Regions from separate parts of the Homo sapiens genome. Here region 2 is linked to region 1. Evidence: chromatin loops called from intact Hi-C (ENCODE). Cell type or tissue: natural killer cell. All regions are shown on one strand.

Region 1 (8,000 bases):
GAGGATCTGCTTTCTGGAGGCTGCTGACTTCCTGTCTGTGTGAGTTAGCCTGAGGTTGCCTTAGGTATTGTGTAATCAGCGACTGTTTGGAACCAGTCTTGTGGTTTCTTTGGCAATGTGACTCCCTTCTAATGTCCATAGGCTACTATTTGCTTCTGATCAATTCCATGGGCCAGGTAGCCAGAAGCAGAGATGTTTTCAGTTACAAAGCTCGAATTTGCATTTTAAATGGGGTTGGGGATAGGCACTTTCTTTTTTCTTTTCTTTTTTTTTTTTTTTTTGAGATGGAGTCTTGTACTGTCTCCTGGGCTGGAGTGCAATGGTGTGATCTTGGCTCACTGCAACCTCAGCCTCCTGGGTTCAAGAGATTCTCCTGCCTCAGCTTCCCAAGTAGCTGAGATTACAGGTGCCTGCCACCAAATCTGGCTAAATTTTTGGATTTTTAGTAGAGACGGGGTTTCACTATGTTGGCCAGGCTGGTCTTGAACTCATGACCTCGTGATCCACCTGCCTCAGCCTCCCAAAGTGCTGGGATTACAGGTGTGAGCCACCGCGCCCAGCCAGGGATGTGCACTTTCTAGCACAGACCTCACTACCAGTGTCACCTCTACCACCAAGTCCCTGGTGAGAGACCTCTGCCTGCATCTTGGCCCATGTGGAGGTGATGAATATTTGACCCTTGGCCTCATTAGGTCTCTCATCTTCCTGTCTCTGCTCATGCTAACTTTATCTTAGAGTAGAAAATTCTGCCATTACAGCCCTTCAAGTCTCCAGATTACTGGGTTCTCAGTCAATAAGTTGGAAGGGCCTTTTTTAGCAAGTTCAATTTCTTCCTTTTTCAATTTCAGATGAGCCCATTTCAAAGCAGCCTAAACTCTTTCTTAAAGGACCTTACTGATGTAATACATAGCTACTAAGTTCCAATATTCAGAATCTTCTTTTTTTTTTTTCTTTTTTGAGACGAAGTCTTGCTCTGTCGCCCAGGCTGGAGTGGAGTGCAGTAGCGCGATCTCAGCCCAGTGCAAGTTCCGCCTCCCAGGTTCACGCCATTCTCCTGCCTCAGCCTCCCAAGTAGCTGGGACTACAGGTGCCCACCACTACGCCCGGCTAATTTTTTGTATTTTTAGTAGAGACGGGGTTTCACCATGTTAGCCAGGATGGTCTTGATCTCCTGACCTCGTGATCTGCCTGCCTCGGCCTCCCAAAGTGCTGGGATTACAGGCGTGAGCCACTGCGCCTGGCCTATATTCAGAATCTTTTCTATCACATTCCTTAATGCTGCAGCGTTGGTATTTGGCACAGGCTTTTAGCACCAAAATAAGACAGACCATAGTTCAACCAGCACGTGCAATACCTTGTAATGGGTATGGCAAAAGGTAGTGCCCAGACAGGACAGCATGGTGAATATCACCTGGGAACATGGGAGAAATGAACATTCTAAGCCCCACTTCCTTTCTTAATGGACTAGGGCCCAGCAACCTGTGTTTTCACAAGGCTCCAGGTAATTCTGATGCATGTAAGGTTTAAAACTCCTTCCATTTCACAAGGTCCTCCCCAAATTACCACTTTCTCATTTCAGCCAGTTCCACACTTCAGTCAGGGCCTGTGACTTTTAACAAACCCTGTGTCTCTGCACAGATGCAGATCTCGTATCTCTCAGGATGCTGGCAGTTTCCAGGCAGAAAGCAAACAAGCAAACCAAACTCAAAGAGGCTTTGAGTAAATGCACGTTGTGGCTCCAAGACTATAGGGCATCGAGGTGGCCCTAGCTCCAGGCAAGGCTGGACGCAGCAGCCCTATGGTATCTCATGAGTCCTCTTTGCTTCTCTTTCTGATCTCCCTTTCCTGTGAGAGGCCCTGGGTGGCTGCCAGTACCTGCCAGTGTTACATGAATCCTTTGTTCATTTTCTGCAAGGAAGAGTGAGTCTGTGATCCCACTGGAAAAAAACATCACTAGGCCCTTTCGGATGTGACTGACTTAGGAACCGAATTTCCTAACCTGTCGCTGTGGTTATGGGGATGGGTTTCATTGATTTGCTTAAGTTAATCAAGGCACATAACTTGAATCTTTGGGTTTACTGAATTTTACATAAACTTAAAGCCTGAGAATGGTGCAGAAGGGAGATTTTCCTGAGGAAATGTGAGTTTCGGGCATCAGGAAACATGCAGAATAGATGCTGGTTAGGAAAAACAAGTTTTCACTATAATGTGTTTGTCTTTTTCCTGTTATTTTTGTCTTCGTGATATAAAAGGCACTAATACTTTGTGTGTGGTAAACATTTCTTCTCCTATGCTCTCTAGATTAGAAACTATTAGTCGTCCACTTTCCTGAATGACTTTATTTTTAATAAGATGCTGACTCGTGTATTTCCTGTTGCACAGTGAATGACTATTGCCCAAACCTAGGGCAAAAGAGACATAAACTCTTCATGATGTCAAGGTAACCACTAGAAAATGGGGCTACATACCCACGCCAGAACATACTGAGAAAGGTAGAACTGGACCTGCCATAGGCACTGCCCACCTTCCTTCATAGAAGCCAAAGATCGGGCACTGAGGATGCAGGAGGAGATGAGACAATTCTTAGAACAATGAGTCCTCAATAGAAATTGTCCATATTAAGGAACAGAAGGGAGTCCTTTCATAGTGGATGGACAAAGGGGTAGACAAGGAGACTGCAAGCGAAGGAGACACTTCATACTTGCCGTTTTTATTCCTCTTCTTTCCTGGGAACTGCACCCACAAAAATACATTATGTGGGATTGACCACATCCCAAATGCTAGGTGGCTCCTGATTAAAATAAGCTGATTTGCATCTTGAGTTTTTTAAACTTACCATAACATAAGCATTTCTCATGTCACTGCATTGTTTGTAAAGGCTGCCTAATAGCCAATTAAGGGAAGAGCCCATAATTTTCTCAGCAATTTCCATATCATAGGCATTTAAATTGGGTCCAATTTTAAGTTGCTATAAATATGCTGGGGACCAAATACACTTATGCATTGTTCATTTTTTCCATATTTGAATTTATTTCTATGGAGAATAGATTCCTAGACATGGACCCTCTTGGCCAAAGGCTAAGAACATTTATTTCAAGGTTCCTTATGCATATTAGCACCCACATTAAACACATCTTTAGGTCCTTGGCTTAGCGCATATCTCTCTTGAATGAACAGATGTCTGAAAGCCTGGCTGTACTCTCATCGCTCAGTAGCTCAGGCTTTGCTAATACAGCTCTGTCCATCTGTGTGTGATTGAAGTTGGGCTGTGCTGCTCAGGACTCCTGGCATCATTGCATAAGTCAAGTCTACGCCGTTAGAACAGCTGTGGGATAACATAGAAGTTTCTGCTCTGCCAGGGAAAATATGACTACAGAGCTTTAGTGAGAAGGAACTAGCTAAGTGTGGTCCGGGGTGACAACAATATCTCACGTCCTCTCACTGTGGAAACCACTTCCCCATAAACAGCCCCAAGACAAGTGAGCACTTGAACTGTTCCTGCAAATACCCTGAGCCCTGTGGTTACCCAAGACCCCCGTGCATGTGCAAGTCAACAAGATACCACGGTGCTTAAAAAACATCCTGTCTCATCAGCCCCGGTTTCCATCTTCCCATGACTCAGGGCTTACCTCTTTAGAGAAGGGGACACAGCTTGGACCCCAGAAGGGGGCTGGTGACTGAGTGCGCAAGAGCTCACTTTCTTGGGCCCCCACGTCCTCCTCATTCACGATGCCCCCCTGTTCCTGGGCCTCCTCTCACGAGTCAGTCTTTGTCCTGCCTTTTGCTGTTGTTCCCTGCACTCTCTGGCTGGGGTCAAACCACATCACCAAAGTCCAAGGACAAAGGTACCCAAGTGAAACAGAGAACTTCCTAAGGGATTTTCAAAATGCCCTGGGCTATCTGTTCGGGAAGATTTTCTTCCCCAAAGAGTTTTCAGTTTTTATTCTATAAATCTTAAAGGCAGGATACGGTCTTGTCCTACTTAGGGAAGGAGAACACTGAGTAGGTTTCAACAAGCGGCAGAACCCAGCTACAATCCCGGTGGCCAGCTGAGTCATAAAATTGCCACAGGTCTGCCTCACAGGTGATTTGCAGAGATGGCCTCTTGCTGGAAAAATCTCTTCTTAGACCATATTATGTTCCACCAGTAAAGCTGGAATAAGAGGCAGAATATTTAATTAGCTGCAATTCCTACAGAGGGAGACGGAGGCCAAACCTAAGGCTCAAACAGAAATGGAAGGGAAAAGTGGGGAAACAAGAAATCCCCAACTTCCTGCTGGTTCTTCTCACCCCCACATCCCCAACTTCCTGCCAGTTCTTCTCATCCCCAAATCATCCCCTGAACAGTGCTGTCTCCATCTGCTTCCTTCTGATTTTATCACTGGGTAGAAGGAGTTGGCTCATTTGTCCCCAGTGAAAAATGACTCAGGGTCACGCTGCTCCTTCCCTCAGAATGCCCAGGTCCCCAAGCACCCAGGCATCTGCTGCTTTTCCTAGGATCCCCAGAAGCCCCCTAGCAAAATGGTAGATGGCAATTATGAGACTCACTGCTGGTGCCAGGTGAGGGCTGGTGCTCCTGCCCATCTCTAGAGAGAAGCAGGACTTGGAGGGTGGCAGCCTGCAAGGGCACCAGTCGGTTTGAGGGCCATCCTGGGGACCCCAGGCCTTTGAGGTCCTATCTGGTGGTGGGACACAGGGAAGGGCCATAGAGGTGTTTTCTGGCCTGACCTGGGGTCTGCAAGGAACCACGGAAGAGCTGCCCCTGACAGAGGGAAGACAGGAGGAAGTGTTAGCCGGAAGAGGCTGCCTGAAGAGACCCCCTGAGCCACTGATGAAAGGTCTAGGGAGCTGAGGTTGGACAAAGAGTCCTGAGCAAGTGGACAGGCCCTACACTTGCCAAGACAGAGAGAAGAAGGTAGCACGGAACCAGGAATTCTCTTGCTGATTCCTCAATTTTTATAACTGTCTCTTTTAACAGCTTCCAGAATGAAAGTGGCTGAGGCTGGCAGGTCTGTGCCAACCCCATCGAGTTCTGGTGCCAAGTGCATCACTGACCTCAGAGTCGAATCCCTGAGTGACCTGGAAGCAACAAGACACTGTTACATTTGTGGCAAATTAGGAGGCAGGGACCCAGGCCCTAGGGACGTCCCTTCAATTCCTGAACCTACCCCTACCCAAGCAACCACACTCTGGGGCTCTTCTTAACATGCATTTCAACTTATCTATTTAATTTTTGTAATGTATTTCTATGCGTTCTTGACTGCTTGTCGGAAGGGACCTCACAACACCCTCTACGCCCCTTCCTCAGCCCCTCCAGTCACACAGCGGCTGACACATATTCAGGCACATGGCTATTCTTTGCGGCTCTCGTACAAGGTGGGTGGCTACGTTCAGCTTTTTCTAGAGGACATTGTTCCAAAGCTGTCAACCAACAAATATTTATAGAACATTATTTATCATTTCTGTGTTCAGCTATGTAAAACAATGAATTCGTTTTGAGTAAACCAGTCTTAAACTGTTGGTGATCCTATTGGCTTTGTTTTGTGACAAAGCAAGGTGGTGGGATGGGAGGGGAAGAGCAGAAAACTCTGAAGAGGGGAAGTCAGCAGAAAGGAAATGACGGTAATGCCTCTCCCCAAATAATGAAACTCTATTTTTTAAAACAATGATTATTTTATAAAGTATTATGCACCCAGTGTATAATGCATATGCACTAGGTAAATTCATGCTTGATATATATATTCATGCATTTAAGCTTATTTTTCTCATGAGTCAAGCTCTCTTAAAAATTATTCATTGTGCTTCAAATTCTAACAGTGTCTCCAAGGGCTAAGTATTATTAATATTCCCATTTAACAGAAGAGGAAATGTTGGCTCAGAGAGTTAAAACAACTTGTCCATGGCCATGCAGCGAATAAATAGTGTAACTAATATGCAATCCTATGAGCATTCCAGAACCACCTGGGATGGTCATTTAAAATGCTCACAAGAGAACTGGGTTTGGATGCGGGAATCTAGATTTTTACCAAACCCCCAAGTGATACACATGCAGACTAAAGACAAGAAACTACTGAACTTGTCAATAAGACTTTTTTTTTTTTTTTTTTTGAGACTGAGTCTTGCTCTGTCGCCCAGGCTGGAGTGCAGTGGCATAATCTTGGCTCACTGCAATCTCTGCCTCCCAGGTTCAAGCAATTCTTCTGCCTCAGCCTCCCAAGTAGCTGGGAGAACAGGTGCCTGCCACCACACCCGGCTAATTTTTGTATTTTTAGTAGAGACGGGTTTTCACCATATTGGCCAGGCTGGTCTCAATCTTCTGACTTTGTGATCTGACCACCTCGGTCTCCCAGTTTTTTGTTTGTGTGTTTGTTTTGTTTTGTTTTGACTTGTTCTGAGATGGAGTCTTGCTCTGTTGCCCAGGCTGGAGTGTAGTGGTGCCATGCCGGCTCACTGTAACTTCTGCCTCCCGGGTTCCAGTGATCTTCCTGCCTCAGCCTCCCAAGTAGCTGGGATTACAGGTGCATGCCATCACACCCAGCTAATTTTTGTATTTTTAGTAGAGACGGGGCTTCACCATGTTGGCCAGGCTGGTCTTGAACTCCTGAACTTGAGAGAGCTGCCTGCCTCGACCTCTCAAAGTGCTGGGATTACAGGCATAAGCCACTGCACCCGGCCTCAATAAGAATTTAACCACTCTTTCAAAAATAAGACACACATGGTAATAGACATCTTACCTGGGTATTATTTCCCTAGAATCCATGCTCCACAAAATCAGTGGTTAACATTAGAGAAAGGAAAGACAGTCAGCCAATATATACAATAAGACTTCTATCGTGAATGCAGAATTACTTGATGGATTGCCTAGACTGAGGTTAAGAAACTATGGTCCTCAGAACAAATCTAGTATGACCCCTGTTTTGTAAACAAAGTTTTGTTGAAACACAGCCACTCCCACTCTTTTATATATTATCTATCCCAGCTTTCCAAGACAAAGGTGGAGTCACATTGTTGCAACAGAGATTATATAGCCCACAAAGAACAATATTTACTATCTGGTCTTTTATAGAAAACGTTTGCTAACTCCTGGCCTATGTTTTAGTATATACTTTTTTAAGTATAAGAAAGTTAGACTGAGTCAGGATTCCTGCTGTACAATGCAAGGGGGAGAAATTCAACACACTTGTGAGAAATGCAAAATATATTAACTTTTTGATAAGCCCTACTTACTTTGTGTGTTTAAAACAATCTATTTTTTAGTATCAAAAAGTGACATTTTGGTAATCAGCATTTTTAAAAAGCAATGACACAGTCTGTAAAAAAATTTAAAATTTACATACTCTTCAGTCTATCTTATTTCTAGGAATCTATTTCAAGAAACACTATCTAAGGAAACAAAGGAGGGCCAAGCACGGTGGCTCACCCCTGTAATCCCTGCACTTTGGGAGGCCAAGGCAGGTGGATAGCTTGAGGTCAGGAGTTCGAGACCAGCCTGGCCAACACGGGAAAATCTCATCTCTACTAAAATACAAAAATTAGCCGGGCATGGTGGCAGGCGCCTATAATCCCAGCTACCTGGGAGGCTGAGGCAAGAGAATTGCTTGAACCTGGGAGGCAGAGGTTGCAGTGAGCCGAGATCTTGCCACTGCACTCCAGCCTGGGCGACAGAGTGAGACTCTGTCTCAAAAACAAAAACAAAAACAAAAAAGAACCCCCCCCCACACACACAAAAATTGTTGGCACACCGCTGTTGTTTGCAGCTCTGTTTGTAAAAACAACCAATATAAATCAACTCTTTAAAATATGGATAGTTTAAACCATGATGGTACAGCCACATAATAAACATGAAATTACTGAAAAGAATAAAGTAGATATACATACTGAAAACAAAGCTATCTATGATATTAATGTAAAACTAGGTATATAGAATATATTCCATATGTGGAGAAAGAAGCAGAATGGCAGTTGCCAGGGGCCGGGGGAGGAGGAATGGGGAGGTGTTG
Region 2 (8,000 bases), 110 kb after region 1:
GGTTTACTGTGAAAGGTAAGTTATTTAATAGATGGATTGTTTGCATTATCTGTACAAGAAATCCATACTAAGCTAGGGTCCTTTTTGCAGAAGAAAGAGAAATTCAAAATATTTGTGTGAAAACCAAACGTGTTAATTTTTACGAGCTATGCTTATTTCATTTTGTTTCAAATAATCTATTTTTTGTGTCCAAACATGTTTAGAATTGTAGTGTTCCAACTCTTTAAAGCATAAACACTACTACTTAGCAAATATTAAAATGCATATACTATGTGAACTACATCCCATTTGACCTGATCCCATTTCTAGGAATCTGCTTCATAGAAACACTGCCAAAAGATAAGATATGTAGACATGAGGATATTCTTTGCAGTGTGGTTGGCAAACAGCAAAGAAATGCAAACAGTCATCAGTAGGGGATTAATCAGTAGAGGATTAAGATGTCCATCAGTGGAATATTCTGAAGTCAGTAAAAAAAAAGTAGCACACATCTATAACTGTGGAAAGTGTCCATAATATTATATGTAAAAGGCAGACCTAATTACATTCAGTATATGCATATATATTCTCTACATATGCTATGGAACTATCTGTAAAGTATATTATTTTGTTTTATTTTTAAATGCCATATATACATATATATTTACATAGGCAAATATTTGGAAAGATACACATCAAATAGCTAACTGATTTCTTTGAGGAAATGAGGCTTTTTTTTTTTTTTAGGAATGAGGGTTTTTCCTTTTTATATTCTGCACTTTTAAAACTTTGAGTTATTTTCTGATTAGCTTGCATAGCTTACCTCTCTGGTCTCATCTTACCCTATTCTTTGATGGGTGATATTCCATCCATCACAACCACTTTCTGGTAGGGATTCTGAGTTGATGCAGAGAGGATAGAGCTCAACCTGGCTTATACTGTTTTGATGCCATGATGGCTTTCATATAATGAGGGTACAGCAACAAACACGTCTTTTTGACAAGGCTGTTTCTCTCTCTCTCTCTCTCTCTCACACACACACACGCACACACACACACACACACACACACACACACACACAAGCAGCTTTTGTCCCCATAGACGCAGTGAAGGTGTCATCATTCCTTCTTTATTGGCTTTCAGGAAAAAATATAGGGGCATACAATATTTGCCTGCACTGAATTGTTTCTCAAGGTCTAGAAACCCAAAGCTAAACGAAGTTTAATCATGCCCAACATTCCCTAAATACAAGTGTTATGAACAAACAGTAAGTTGAACAAAGACCCCTGATAGGGAACTGGAGAATGGGTACTGCATTTTTAAGCAGTTCAGCTGATCTGGCAGTCCCTAGCTCTCCTCCCTGGGAGAATGTCCTCTATGGACAATCTGAGATGTGCAATGTGGAGGATCTGCTTTCTGGAGGCTGCTGACTTCCTGTCTGTGTGAGTTAGCCTGAGGTTGCCTTAGGTATTGTGCAATCAGCAACTTTTTGGAACCAGTCTTATGGTTTCTTTGGCAATGTGACTCCCTTCTAATGTCTGTAGGCTACTATTTGCTTCTGATCAATTCCATGGGCCAGGTAGCCAGAAGCAGACAGGTTGTCAGTTACATAGTTTGCATTTGCATTTTAACTGGGGTTGGGGATGTGCATTTTCTTTTTTCTTTTTTTTTTTTTTTTTTTGAGATGGAGTCTCCCACTATCACCCAGGCTAGAGTGCAGTGGCGTGATCGCGGCTCACTGTAACCTCCGCCTTCCGGGTTCAAGCGATTCTCCTGCCTCAGCCTCCCAAGTAGCTGAATTACAGGTGCCCGCCACCACACCCAGCTAAGTTTTTATATTTTTAGTAGAGATAGGGTTTCACCATGTTGGCCAGGCTGGCCTCTAACTCCTGACCTCATGATCCGCCAGCATTGGCCTCCCAAAGTGCTGAGCTTACAGGCGTGAGCCACTGCGCCCAGCTGGGGATGTGCACTTTCTAGCACAGACTGCACTACCATTGTCACCCCGACCTCCCAGCCCCTGGTGAGAGACCTCTGCCTGCATCTTGGCCCATGTGGAGGTGATGAATATTTGACGCTTGGCCTCATTATGTCTCTCATCTTCCTGTCTCTGCTCATGCTAACTTTATCTTAGAGTAGAAAATCCTGCATTTACAGCCCTTTCAGTCTTCAGATTACTGGATTCTCAGTCAACAGGCTGGAAGGGCCTTTTTAGCAAGTCGCATTTCTTCTTTTTCAATTTCAGATGAGCCCATTTCAAAGTAGCCTAAACTCTTTCTTAAAGGACCTTACTGATATAATACACAGCAACTAAATTCCAATATTCAGAATCTTTTCTAACAAATTCCTTAATGCTGCAGCCTTGGTATTTGGCACAGGCTTTTAGCACCAAAATAAGACAGACCATAGTTCAACCAGCACGTGCAATACCTTGTAATGGGTATGGCAAAAGGTAGTGCCCAGACAGGACAGCATGGTGAATATCACCTGGGAACTTGGGAGAAAGGCATATTCTGAGCCCCACTTCCTTTCTTAATAGACTAGGGCCCAGCAACCTGTGTTTTCACAAGGCTCCAGGTAATTCTGATGCATGTAAGGTTTAAAACTCACTTCCATTTCACAAGGTCCTCACCAAATTACCTCCTACTTTCTCATTTCAGCCAGTTCCACACTTCAGTCAGGGCCTGTGACTTTTAACAAACCCTGTGTCTCTGCACAGATGCAGATCTCGTATCTCTCAGGATGCTGGCAGTTTCCAGGCAGAAAGCAAACAAGCAAACCAAACTCAAAGAGGCTTTGAGTAAATGCACCTTGTGGCTCCAAGACTATAGGGCATCGAGGTGGCCCTAGCTCCAGGCAAGGCTGGACGCAGCGGCCCTGTGGTATCTCATGAGTCCTCTTTGCTTCTCTTTCTGATCTCCCTTTCCTGTGAGAGGCCCTGGGTGGCTGCCAGTACCTGCCAGTGTACATGAATCCTTGTTCATTTTCTGCAGGGAAGAGTGAGTCTGTGTTCCCATTGGAAAAAACATCACTAGGCCCTTTTGGATTTGACTGACTTAGGAACCGAATTCCTAACCAGTCGCTGTGGTTATGGGGATGGGTTTCATTGATTTGCTTAAGTTAATCAAGGCACATAACTTGAATCTTTGGGTTTACTGAATTTTACATAAACTTAAAGCCTGAGAATGGTGGGGAAGGGGGTTTGCCCTGAAGAAATGTGAGTTTCTGGCATCAGGGAACATGCAGAATAGATGCTGGTCAGGAAAAACAAGTTTTCACTATAATGTGTTTGTCTTTTTCCTGTTATTTTTGTCTTGATGATATAAAAGGCACTAATACTTTGTGTGTGGTAAACATTTCTTCTCCTATGCTCTCTAGATTAGAAACTATTAGTCGTCCACTTTCCTGAATGACTTTATTTTTAATGAGATGCTGACTTGTGTTATTTCCAGTTGCCCAATGAATGACTATTGCCCAAATCTAGGGCAAAAGAGACATAAACTCTTCATGATGTCAAGGTAACCACTAGAAAATGGGGCTACATACCCACTCCAGAACATACTGAGAAAGGTAGAACTGGCCCTGCCATAAGCACTACCCACCTTCCTTCATAGAAGCCAAAGATCGGGCACTGAGGATGCAGGAGGAGATGAGACAATTCTTAGAACAATGAGTCCTCAATAGAAATTGTCCATATTAAGGAACAGAAGGGAGTCCTTTCATAGTGGATGGACAAAGGGGTAGACAAGGAGACTGCAAGCGAAGGAGACACTTCATACTTGCCGTTTTTATTCCTCCTCTTTCCTGGGAACTGCACCCACAAAAATACATTATGTGGGATTGACCACATCCCAAATGCTAGGTGGCTCCTGATTAAAATAAGCTGATTTGCATCTTGAGTTTTTTAAGCTTACCATAACATAAGCATTTCTCATGTCACTGCATTGTTTGTAAAGGCTGCCTAATAGCCAATCAAGGGAAGATCCCATAATTTTCTTAGCCATTTCCATATCATAGGCAATTTAAATTGGGTCCAATTTTAAGTTGCTATAAATATGCTGGGGACCAAATACACTTATGCATTGTTCATTTTTTCCATATTTGAATTTATTTCTATGGAGAATAGATTCCTAGACATGGACCCTCTTGGCCAAAGGCTAAGAACATTTATTTCAAGGTTCCTTATGCATATTAGCACCCATATTAAACACATCTTTAGGTCCTTGGCTTAGCGCATATCTCTCTTGAATGAACAGATGTCTGAAAGCCTGGCTGTACTCTCATCGCTCAGTAGCTCAGGCTTTGCTAATACAGCTCTGTCCATCTGTGTGTGATTGAAGTTGGGCTGTGCTGCTCAGGACTCCTGGCATCATTGCATAAGTCAAGTCTACACCGTTAGAACAGCTGTGGGATAACAGAGAAGTTTCTGCTCTGCCAGGGAAAATATGACTACAGAGCTTTAGTGAGAAGGAAGTAGCTAAGTGTGGTCTGGGGTAACACCAATATCTCACCTCCTGTTGCTGTGGAAACCACTTCCCCACAAACAGCCCCAAGACAAGTGAGCACTTGAACTGTTCCTGCAAATACCCTGAGCCCTGTGGTTACCCAAGACCCCCTTGCATGTGCAAGTCAACAAGACACCACGGTGCTTAAAAAACATCCTGTCTCATGAGCCCCGGTTTCCATCTTCCCATGACTCAGGGCTTACCTCTTTAGAGAAGGGGACACAGCTCAGACCCCACAGCTGGTGACTGAGTGCCCAAGTCCTATCCTCTTCTGCTCACACTCTTGGGCCCTCACGTCCTCCTCTCTCACGATGCCCCCCTGTTCCTGGGCCTCCTCTCACGAGTCAGTCTTTGTCCTGCCTTTTGCTGTTGTTCCCTGCACTCTCTGGCTGGGGTCAAACCACATCGCCAAAGTCCAGGGACAGAGGTACCCAAGTGAAACAGAGAACTTCCTAAGGGATTTTCAAAATGCCCTGGGCTATCTGTTCAGGAAGATTTTCTTCCCCAAAGTGTTTTCACTTTCTATTCTATAAACCTTAAAGGCAGGGTACGGTCTTGTCCTACTTAGTGAAGGAGAACATTGAGTAGGTTTCAATAAGGGGCAGAACCCAGCTACAATCGCTTCCTGGTGGCCAGCTGAGTCATAAAATTGCCACAGGTCTGCCTCACAGGTGATTTGCAGAGATGGCCTCTTGCTGGAAAAATTTCTTCTTAGACCATATTATGTTCCCCCAGTAGAGCTGGAATAAGAGGCAGACTATCTAACTAGCTGCAATTTCTACAGAGGGAGATGGAGGCCAAACCTAAGGCTCAAACAGAAATGGAAGGGAAAAGTGGGGAAACAAGAAATCCCCAACTTCCTGCTGGTTCTTCTCACCCCCAAATCTCCAACTTCCTGCCAGTTCTTCTCATCCCCAAATCATCCCCTGAACAGTGCTGTCTCCATCTACTTCCTTCTGATTTTATCACTGGGTAGAAGGAGTTGGCTCACTTGTCCCCAGTGAAAAATGACTCAGGGTCACGCTGCTCCTTCCCTCAGAATGCCCAGGTCCCCAAGCACCCAGGCATCTGCTGCTTTTCCTAGGACCCCCAGAAGCCCCCCTAGCAAAATGGTAAATGGCAATTATGAGACTCACTGCTGGTGCCAGGCGAGGGCTGGTGCTTCTGCCCATCTCTGGAGAGAAGCAGGACTTGGAGGGTGGCAGCCTGCAAGGGCACCAGTCGGTTTGAGGGCCATCCTGGGGACCCCAGGCCTTTGAGGTCCTATCTGGTGGTGGGACACAGGGAAGGGCCATAGAGGTGTTTTCTGGCCTGACCTGGGGTCTGCAGGGAACCAGGGAAGAGCTGCCCCTGGCAGAGGGAAGAGAGGAGGAAGTGTTAGCAGGAGGAGGCTGCCTGAGGAGACCGCCTGAGCCACTGAGGTAAAGTCTAGGGAGCTGAGGTTGGGCAAAGAATCTTGAACAAGTGGATAGGCCCTATGCTTGCCAAGACAGAGATGGGAAGGCAGCATGGGACCAGGAATTCCCTTGCTGATTCCTCAATTTTTATAACTGTCTCTTTTAACAGCTTCCAGAATGAAAGTGGCTGAGGCTGGCATGTCTGTGCCAACCCCACCAAGTTCTGGTGCCAAGTGCATCATTGATCTCAGAGTCAAATCCCTGAGTGACCTGGAAGCAACAAGACACTGTTACGTTTGTGGCAGATTAGGAAGCAGGGACCCAGGCCCTAGGGACGTCCCTTCAATTCCTGAACCTACCCCTACCCAAGCAACCACACTCTGGGACTCTTCTTAACATGCATTTCAACTTATCTAGACTATTTAATTTTTGTAATGTATTTCTATGCGTTCTTGACTGCTTGTCAGAAGGGACTTCACAACACCCTCTACGCCCCTTCCTCAGCCCCTCCAGTCACACAGCGGCTGACACATATTCAGGCACATGGCTATTCTTTGTGGCTCTCATACAAGGTGGGTGGCTACGTTCAGCTTTTTCTAGAGGACATTGTTCCAAAGCTGTCAACCAACAAATATTTATAGAACATTATTTACCATTTCTATGTTCAGCTATGTAAAATAATGAATTTGTTTTGAGTAAACCAGTCTTAAACTGTTGGTGATCCTATTGGCTTTGTTTTGTGACAAAGCAAGGTGGTGGGATGGGAGGGGAAGAGTAGAAAACTCTGAAGAGGGGAAGTCAACAGAAAGGAAATGACGGTAATGCCTCTCCCCAAATAATGAAACACTACTTTATAAAACAAGGATTATTTTATAAAATATTATGCACCCAGTGTATAATGCATATGCACTAGGTAAATTCATGCTTGATATATATATTCATGCATTTAAGTTTATTTTTCTCATGGGTCAAGCTCTCTTAAAAATTATTCATTGTCCTTCAAATTCTAACAATGTCTCCAAGGGCTAAGTATTATTAATATTCCCATTTGATAGAAGAGGAAATGTTGGCTCAGAGGGTTAAAACAACTTGTCCAAGGCCATGCAGCAAATAAATAGTGTAACTAATATGCAAACCTATGAGCATTCCAGAACCACCTGGGATGGTCGTTTAAAATGCTCACAAGAGAATTGGGTTTGGATGTGGGAATCTAGACTTTTACCAAACCCCTATGTGATATACATACAGACCAAAGACCAAAAACTACTGAATTTCTCAATAAAACTGGTTTTTGTTTTTTTGTTTGTTTGTTTGTTTGTGTTTTTGAGATGGAGTCTTACTTGGTCACCCAGGCTGGAGTGCAGTGGTGTGATGTCGGCTCACTGCAACCTCCACCTCCCAGGTTCCAGTGACCCTCCTGCCTCAGCCTCCCAAGTAGCTGGGATTACAGGTGCATGGCACTACACCCGGCTAATTTTTGTATTTTTAATAGAGACGGGTCTTCACCATGTTGGCCAGGCAGGTCTTGAACTCCTGACCGGAGAGATCCGCCTGCCTCAGGCTCCCAAAGTGCTGGGATTACAGGCATAAGCCACTGTGCCCGGCCTCAATAAGAATTTAACCACTCTTTTAAAAATAAGACACACATGGTAATAGACATCTTACCTGGGTATTATTTCCCTAGAATCCATGCTCCACAAAATCAGTGGTTAACATTAGAGAAAGGAAAGACAGTCAGCCAATATATACAACAAGACTTCTATTGTGAATGCAGAATTATTTGACGGATTGCCTAGATTGAGGTTAAGAAACTATGGTCCTCAGAACAAATCTAGCATGACCCTGTTTTGTAAATAAAGTTTGGTTGAAACACAGCCACTCCTGCCCTTTTACATATTATTTATTGCAGCTTTCCCAAGACAAAGGTGGAGTCACATTGTTCTAACAGAAATGATATAACCCACAAAGACACCAGTATTTACTATCTGGCCTTCTATAGAAAATGTGTGCTAACTTCTGGCCTGTTATGTTTTTAAGTATAAGAAAGTTAGACTGAGTCAGGATTCCTGCTGTAAAATGCAAGTGGGAGAAATTCAACATACTTGTGAGAAATGCAAGA

The links. Hi-C counts contacts between places; a loop is a spot of excess contacts. Peaks named below come from ENCODE experiments on the same cell type or tissue, not always from the same donor. Only the 100,000 strongest peaks of a DNase experiment are listed, where the experiment ranks them.
Region 2: it touches region 1 in a loop (10-fold over the local background); 2 of 110 quality-filtered maps call a loop at or near these places.

What each region holds. Positions count from the first base shown.
Region 1 is chr17:36,184,576-36,192,575 of GRCh38, reverse strand. It overlaps LOC128966684, which reads right to left. Exons shown (of 4, transcript XM_054328434.1): 3 at 4,549-4,762; 4 at 3,068-4,153. The coding sequence ends at 4,676. Among named protein-coding and RNA genes, the nearest start is that of CCL3L3, 8.2 kb to the left of the region's middle. In natural killer cell, no CTCF peak of the experiment used is centred here; DNase peaks (open chromatin) are centred at 65, 3,465, 4,305, 5,585 and 2 weaker places; H3K27ac peaks cover 915 bases.
Region 2 is chr17:36,079,330-36,087,329 of GRCh38, reverse strand. All of the region lies in intron 2 of CCL3-AS1 (CCL3 antisense RNA 1), which reads right to left. Among named protein-coding and RNA genes, the nearest start is that of CCL3, 6.8 kb to the left of the region's middle. In natural killer cell, no CTCF peak of the experiment used is centred here; DNase peaks (open chromatin) are centred at 1,449, 4,529, 5,049 and 5,389; H3K27ac peaks cover 5,942 bases.